Linked DNA regions of Homo sapiens: region 1 is linked to region 2. The links are chromatin contacts, found by Hi-C or POLR2A ChIA-PET in ENCODE. All regions are on one chromosome and are shown on one strand. Each heading gives the region's core, a stretch centred on a gene start or an enhancer-like site at or near the end of the contact. The rest is flanking DNA. Distances are from core to core; before and after follow the strand shown.

Region 1 (4,080 bases), core at 721-3,220, 43 kb before region 2:
TGGGTGGCACTGCTGGGGCCTGAACCCAGGTTTGCTGACTTTAAGTTTTGTTTTCTGTGCTTGAACAAAAGCGTAGTTTTATTCTGTTTTTGAATTTACTCTCTTGCAGTGTTCCAGGCCACCATGGATGGATGATAGAAAAAAAAATAAGAGGAGAAAATAAGGAATAGAACCAGGCGTAATTAGGGGAAGTGGCAAGGAGGTTGCGGGGAGACGATGCTTTTTTCTGTGGGGATCTTGGTGTCAGGGCTGGCCTAGGAAAGGTATCTGACTCCTCTGCAAACAGGCTATTATTATAGGTCCTGGCTGTGAGGCTCCACAAGCAGCATGGAGCCCTAGGGGAAGGTGTGGAAAGGAGGAATGGGGTCTCTATAGGCCCAAGAGCCAGGTAGGCAGTTGTTTGTGTCAGAGTCTAGGCAGCCTTGAGCCATGGTGGTTCCCCTGCCCTGGAGGGCAGTGTCAGCAGAGGCCAGGAGGATGTGTAGCAGGGATGGAGCAAAGTGGATGAGGGGGCTGGGCGCGGTGGCTCACACCTGTAACGCCAGCACTTTGGGAGGCCAAGGCGGGCGGATCACTTGAGGCCAGGAGTTCCAGACCAGACCAGACTGGCCAACATGGCAAAATCCCATCTCTACTAAAGAAAAGCTTAAAAAATTAGCCGGGTGTAGTGGTGCGCACCCATAGTCCCAGCTACTTGGGAGGCTGAGGCAGGAGATTTGCTTGAACCCAGGAGGCAGAGGCTGCAGTGAGCTGAGATTGTGCCACTGAACTCCAGCCTAGGGGACAGGGCAAGATTCCATCTCAAAAAAGCAAGTGGATGAGGGAAGGGTATGGGAGAAGGACCTGGAAACTGGTGGCCTGACTTCTAGGCCTGTCTCTGTCAATTTTGGACATGACATTAACGTGTAGAAAGTGTTTTCTTTCTGTAGAAAGATGGGGTTTATCTGCATTGTTGGATCTCACTATTAATGTTGATAATTACATACTCTTCCCAATTTGGGAGGAATAAAAGGGAATAGAAATCCTTCAAGTTTAAGCTTTATTTCTTTTTTTTCAGATGGAATCTCACTGTGTTGCCCAGGCTGGAGTGCAGTGGTGCGATCTCGGCTCACTGCAAGCTCCACCTCCTGGGTTCACGCCATTCTCCTGCCTCAGCCTCCTGAGTAGCTGAGACTACAGGCACCCACCACCACACCCAGCTAATTTTTTTGTATTTTCAGTAGAGACAGGGTTTCTACTCATGATCTGCCCGCCTCAGCCTCCCAAAGTGCTGGGATTACAAGCTCACGCCTGGCCTGAGCTTTATTTCTTATGTCTTCCTTTTACAGCTTGGTAACTGATTCGCTTGACTATATTAGAATTTAGCATAAAATGGTGTCTGATTTAACATAAACCTATTTGCTAATTTTCTGGTAAATCTGTCAAAGTGTCTTAGTAATAATGGTTTCCAATGAGTGCCTGTCTTGTTCTACGTGCTCAAGTACATGGTCTCATGTCTTCCTCACAACCAGTCTAGGATGTTAGGCATTTTTATTCCCATCCACATATACAGCAGTTGGCCTAGAGATTTAAAATAACTCAGCCAAAGACACAGCTAAGTGGTACAATGGAAATGAAACTTAGGAACTCAAATCTGTCAAACTCCAGAGACCCTTCCCGGCCCGGCCCTGCCCTGCCCCGCCCCGCCCCTAGCCTCTCCTGCCCTGCCCTGCCCCTAGCCTCTCCTGCCCTGCCCTGCCCTGCCCTGCCCCTAGCCTCTCCTGCCCTGCCCTGCCCCTAGCCTCTCCTGCCCTTCCCTGCCCCTAGCCTCTCCTGCCCTGCCCTGCCCCTAGCCTCTCCTTGGAGGTGTTTCCCAGCGACCACTTCCTGATGTCCTTATGCTTGGGCAGGCCACTTCCCCAGTGGATTGCCCATCCTCTTCCCACTCTGACAACGTGGGGTTCCTTCCCCTACCCGCCTCTGCCTTCTCATGGCCTCTAGGGCAGGGCTTGGCATGCCTGCCAGCCTTTTCTTGCCTGGCGATGACTCATCTGGTGCTCATGGGCCCTACTGGCATGTTTCTGATGTTGCTAGGTGTGTTTGACTTTTGTTCGTATTCCCTGGAGCCCCTGGCCTTCATTCTCCTAGGCGGAAGGTTAACTGGCTAGCTGAACTTCAGGACTTACTTCAGTTCTTGTTGGGTGTAGAGTTTTTGTAGTCTAAAATTGGGGTGGTGGGGATTTCCTTTTTTTTTTTTTTTTTTTTTTTTTCTGGAGACAGAGGTTCACTCTTGTTGCCCAGGCTGGAGTGCAATGGCACGATCTCAGCTCACTGCAACCTCCACCCCCCCGGGTTCAAGCGATTCTCCTGCCTCAGCCTCCCGAGTAGCTGGGATTACAGGTACCCGCTGCCATGCCCAGCTAATTTTTGTATTTTTAGTAGAGGCAGGGTGTCACCATGTTGGCCAGACTGGTCTCAAACTCCTGACCTCAAGTGATCTATCCACATTGGTCTCCCAAAGTGCTGGGATTACAGGCGTGAGCCGCCGCACCCTGCCTGAATTTTCTTTTTAATAATAATCTTGAAAGCATTCTTAAAGAAGAAGCAGCTGGGCAACATAGCAAAACCCCATCTCTATAAAGAATAAAAAAGTTTAGCCGGCGTGGTGACATGCACCTGTAGTCCTGGCTACTTGGGAGGCTGAAGCAGGAGGATTTCTTGAGCACAGGAGTTCAAGGCTGCAGTAAGCTATGATCGCACCACTGAACTACAGCCTGGGAAACAGAGCAAGACCCTGTCTGTAAATAAATAAATAAAAAGTGTGTTTGCACTACAGAAAATTTAAAAACAGCAGAACATAGAAGGTGGGGAAAACCATCCTATGAGCTCAGCCACCGTGGAAAATCCACTGGAACAAAGCTGAATGGCCTTTCCTTTTGTTTTGCTTTGCTCTAGAAAATTGTACTAGATGTTCTTTTTTCATTTAACAGTATATTGTGAACATTTTCCTATGTCACTATATATTGTTAGTTTTTTGTTCGTGTTTTTGTTTGTTTGTTTGTTTAGATGGAGTCTTGCTCTGTCGCCCAGGCTGGAGTGCAGTGGCGCGATCTCGGCTCACTGCAACCTCCGCCTCCCAGCCTCCCAGGTTCAAGGGATTATCCTGTTTCAGCCTCCTGAATAGCTGGGACTAAAGGCTTGAGCTACCGTACCTGGCTAATTTTTGTATTTTTAGTAGAGACCGAGTTTCACCGTGTTGGCCAGGCTGGTCTTGAACTCCTGACCTCAAGTGATCCGCCCACCTCAGCCTCCTAAAGTGCTGGGAGTACAGGTGTGAGCCACAGCACGCAGCCTATTAGTATTTTTAATGTCTGTATTATGGTTTACTGAGCAAGTAAATATAATTTTCTGATCTGCTTGCCCATAATCTCTGCAGTGTGGTGGGCCTTTTTTTTTTTTTTAAGTCTTTATAAATAATGACACAGTGTATTTACAGATTTTCTTTTTAAGATGAGTTTCCAGATGTAATGAATCAAAGAACTCTAACAAGGATTCCTTGATGCTGATCTCAAACATGTTATTTTGTCTTTTTTTTACTACCTCCAACTTTAGATAACTTTGGGGTATCTTGTGTCTTAGTGCATTTTTTTTCACTGTATGAGAAGAAAGTGGCTTCCAGTTTCTTAGAAGACTAAAGAAAAATGAGGGTCTCTCTTTTAGATGGTCATTCAGTGCCTTCCAAAGTCTAACCTCTGAGCTCCACTTCCACACCTTTGGGCCTTTCTGTGTTAGCTTCATTTTTTTCTCTTCACCTGGTATGTTCTTTTACCTGCATCTCTACTTGTAGACATCCTGGTTACCCTCCGTGCCTCTGTGAGGCCTTCCCTGATTGCCCTTGTCATGCTTTATCACTTCTGACTTCCTGCTTCTAGAGCTGCTGGTACAGGCCAGATGGATGTGGCCTTCTCCGGTCTATCTTCCCTCAAAGACTGAACTCCTTGAGGGCAGGAGCCAGGCCATATTTGGATCTGTGTCCTTTGCTATTCAAGCAAAAGGCTTGACAGACAGCTGGTCCTCGATGCCTGTCTCATGAACGAACGA
Region 2 (3,808 bases), core at 9-2,508:
AGTTCCCTGAGTCAGGCACAGGTCCCACTCTGAGTTGGTGTTTGTCTCCACGGCCTCATTCTCGGTGTCTTACATGCAGCAGTGCCCTGAACATGTAGAAACAAGTCTTTAGGTGTTTGTCTCCCACAGCAAAAGTCTTTTCACCCCATGGGCTTGGCAGGCGAGCCTGTGCACTGATGGATTGCTGGGTGGTTTGCTTCAACCTTGCTGATCTAGGGAGGCCACAGGGCCCAGCCCAGTCCTCCTGAGGTCTGGAGGCACAGCACCTTGGACTCCCTGGGTTCTTGTTCACATTGGGAATACTAGTGTAGACTGGGCCCAGACTCTCCACGTTTGTTTGCAACTAGCTGAGGAAGAGGCTCTGATGTGCTCTTACCAGGGGCATATAAAAGGATTCTGTGTATAGACATTTCATGTAGACTTAGATTTTCAGAAACAGGCCTGTCATGATGATCAGGGTATGGGTATAGGACACGTGCACTATGCCTGCTTTGGCCTAGCATCCTCCCTTGAGTGGGCAGCTTCACCTTCAATGGCAGAGGGAAGTAGGTTGGGACATCAACTTGGAAGTCAAGGTGCCAGGCCTCCTTTTGCCTAGCCATTTGAGAAGTGGGGGTGGGGTGGGTAGCAGGTGTGGGGTGAGTGGCAGGTGTGGGTGACCAGGCCCTGCCTCACCTAGGTGGGCAGGTGTTGCCCTGAGGCTGCTGGTGCAGTTGAATGAGCTGCCTGATGAATCATTCTGAAAATCTCTCATGGGTGCTGGGCGTGGTGGCTCATGCCTGTGATCCTAGCACTTTGGGAGCCCGAGGCAGTAGGATGGCTTAAGCAGGAGTTTGAGACCAGCCTGGGCAACATAGGGAGACCCCATCTCCCTATGTAGCTGGGACTGCAGGTGTGCACTGAGGTAGGAGGATCACTTGAGCCCAGGAGGTCAAGGCTGCAGTGAGCTGTGACGGTGCCACTGCACTCCAGCCTGGGTCACAGAGTGAGGCCCTGTCTCAAAAACGTAAAAGTGAAAATCTCCAATGGGGCCCAAGGCCTGAATGTTTTGTTTGCTTTTTTTTTGTTCCTCCAAGAAGGACCACAAACTCTATGTTTCAGTTACTTGAAGCCAGTTATTTTGTAGTATCTCCCTTAATTTAAGTTTGTTTGTTGTTTCCTCATGGTTAGCTGCAAGTTTTGCAGTTTTGTAAGGAATACTGCGGAAATGGTGAGTTCTAGGTGCATCCCCTTGGGAGGCACATGATGTGGGTCTGAGTCATTACCGGTGATATTGACAATGATCGCTTGCTTATGGTGATGTCTGCTGGGTTTCTCCCCTCTAAGTTACTATTTTGTTCTTTGTAAGTGTCCTGTGGGGAGATACTTTGAGATTATGCAAATACAGTATGCTATTTCACATCAAACTCATGACTGGTTTTAGGACCCATTGCAGATTCTTGGCACAGTCGGTTGTTTCTGTCATGGGTGTTGAATGCGATGATTTAATTCCATAATTCCTTCTACATTTATCATTTAACTATACAGAACTGCTGTAGCTATGTATCATTGTGCTACACATAACTTTTCCTTCTTTCCTGTTTATTTATCTCTGTGTGTGTATTAGAATGGGCTCATGAATTCTTATTTTATTCAATGAGTTAAAATCCGTTGTTATTATTGTTTATTTTGCCGCTCAGATTGTTCCAGATTTGGCCAGTGGGGGCTTTTTCAAGCTGCTGTGAATGACAGCTCTTCAAAACATGCATTTCCAAGTCTATCACAGTTCTGTTGAACTAGTTGCCATATGATTCTGGAGGCAGCTCCTGAGCCGTTCTGCTGTCCTGTGGAGCATGGCGTCAGTCACAGTAGGCCCATGGTTTTTAGTGTGCACCTTGTGAAGCCTTCCTTTCCCCCAGCCACCTGAAGATAAAAGTGTCCTGCTCTGCCTGCTTCCATGTTGGGTTTCTGGGTCAGAGTTTCTTTGAACAAAGCCTCCTGTAGCTTAAAAAATAATAAAAATAGTAAGCTTGGAAGTCACTGGACTAGGTGACCTCCATTCCAGGCCCAGTGCTTCTCCCACTGAGGACTCCCCTGACTCAAATCCACCCACTCTGCTGCTTTCCTGATGACAGCACTGAGGTAGACAGAGGCCTCCTCTCACCAGGTTAATGAGGAGGCCCCTCGGTGTCCTGAAACTTGGCAGGTTTTGGGTTGTGAGTTTTTGGTGGTGGAAATTCACAGTGTTTCAGTCACTAAGATCAGGGTTTTTACAGGATGCCAGGCACTGAGACCCTCAGACCCTTTGGAGAGCCTGGTGGAGCTCAGAGCTGGGGCCCAGCCTCTCCTGCACCTGCATGTGGAGGCCATCCAGGGCTGGCGGTCAGGGGCTTGATGGCCTTGGAAGCTGGGGGCCCACCTTCCCCACACTGTGCCAGGGCAGTGTTTGTCACCCTGTGATAAAGGAGGGGATCCAGCCCCCCTGACGTTGTGCAGCTGTGTAGTGACTTCCCACAGTAAAGAGTCAAACTTCTTCACTCCAGTGAGCGGTTGCTGCCACCATGATGGGTTTTTTTTTTTTTTTTAAATTAAAGTTTTTTTTTTTCTTTTTTGTTGGAAACCACAGGTTCACATGCCACGGTGTCTGATTTTGCAGTGTTTCTGGTGGCCCCTGGATTTGGCGTTTGGGTTAATGAGGGAATGGGTCAGGGATGTGCATGGACAGTTCTGGCTCTAAGGGGTGAGTCAGAGAGAGCCGAGCCCCTCCTTCCATCCTCAGAGGGTGAGATTGCTGTGGGCAGCTGAGCAGCCTGCCCTGGCCTGCCTTAGTGATTCTCTCTCCTACTGGGGCCCATTCCCTTTCATATTCGCCTGCCCCCTCCTAGGCTTCTCTCCCTGGGCCTGCCTGTTCCTTTGGCCTGTGAATGTTCCTCAGCACCTAGTGGGCTCTAGAGACCCCCTTCTCAGATGGTAGGAATGTCTAGGCCCCAGGTGCTACTAGAGGTGCAGCAGAAACTCCGCCTTCCTTGGGGGATGTGGCTGCCCTTCCTTGGGATGGGCCTGTGATCAGGTCAGAGGCCAGTTCTGGGAGCCTCAAAGGCCAGGTGGTGTTGAAGGATTGGCTTCGGAGAATGAGAGGGAAGGAGAGATAGTAAGGATAATTTGGGGGCATGGGGTGTATGTAGCTCAGGATATGGGTGGTGGGTGTTGTCATTGTCACTTGGGTCCTTAGGAAAAAGAGGGGCCAGAGGAGGGGTGGGGTTGAAGGTAGAGAGCCAGGTAAGAGACCTTCAGACCTTCCCTGAGAGGTCATGAGGAACTGACCTGTGCCCTCAGGACGGGAGGGGAGGGGAGTGAGGGGAGGGGAGGTATTGGAGCGTGAGGAGTTTAGGAAAGCTCCTGAGTGTCTGGGTGGGTGAAGGCTGAGGGATTCTGGGTGGGGCCCCTTGGTCCATGCTTTGTCTGGTATTTGTGCCTGGTGCTTGTGTGGAAAGATGCAAATCTCTGGAACCATCAGCAGAGTAGTGTTGGAGGGTTGTGAGGCATGTGATTATCCCATAGGAGGGGCAAACACTCCAGGGACATCACTCTCAGGAAGCCTGGGGAGCTCGCAGTGCCTTTGTGCAGGGTCAGGCCACATGGTTTGAGCCTGGCCTTCCCAAATCTCAGTTCACTTTTCTCCACTGTCATGTCATCCGGCTTCCTTCCCTTGGGTTTTCTCTCCCCTCTTCCTCCCTCATGACCCCTTATTAGTATATAAAAAATGAGACTCTTGTCTCAGAGCTTCCCAAATTTTCATCTTATTCAGGATCTTAGTGAAATGCAGATT

What was found. Hi-C counts contacts between places; a loop is a spot of excess contacts on that map. ChIA-PET counts read pairs that join two places held with the same protein, here RNA polymerase II (POLR2A). Pooled maps may share reads with other maps.
Region 1: a pooled map shows a loop between it and region 2 (4-fold over the local background). The contact joins two enhancer-like sites. A Hi-C loop is called at or near these places in 1 of 168 maps with a recorded cell type or tissue (PC-9) and 4 of 50 pooled maps. POLR2A ChIA-PET finds 5 or more read pairs at or near these places in 12 of 52 experiments (CD4-positive, alpha-beta memory T cell, Caco-2, HCT116 and 9 more).

The regions. Positions count from the first base shown.
Region 1 is chr10:80,427,866-80,431,945 of GRCh38, forward strand. The region is part of intron 5 of PRXL2A (peroxiredoxin like 2A); the gene reads left to right. Among named protein-coding and RNA genes, the nearest start is that of PRXL2A, 21 kb to the left of the region's middle. Within about 2 kb of position 1,971, at least 7 of the 41 ENCODE cell types and tissues checked have a DNase peak (open chromatin) inside an H3K27ac peak, as active enhancers do; they include HCT116 and PC-9, where a contact is called at or near this core.
Region 2 is chr10:80,471,138-80,474,945 of GRCh38, forward strand. All of the region lies in intron 1 of TSPAN14 (tetraspanin 14), which reads left to right. Among named protein-coding and RNA genes, the nearest start is that of TSPAN14, 19 kb to the left of the region's middle. RefSeq lists enhancers at 106-345, 356-425, 1,126-1,355, 1,988-2,037. Within about 2 kb of position 1,259, at least 15 of the 41 ENCODE cell types and tissues checked have a DNase peak (open chromatin) inside an H3K27ac peak, as active enhancers do; they include HCT116 and PC-9, where a contact is called at or near this core.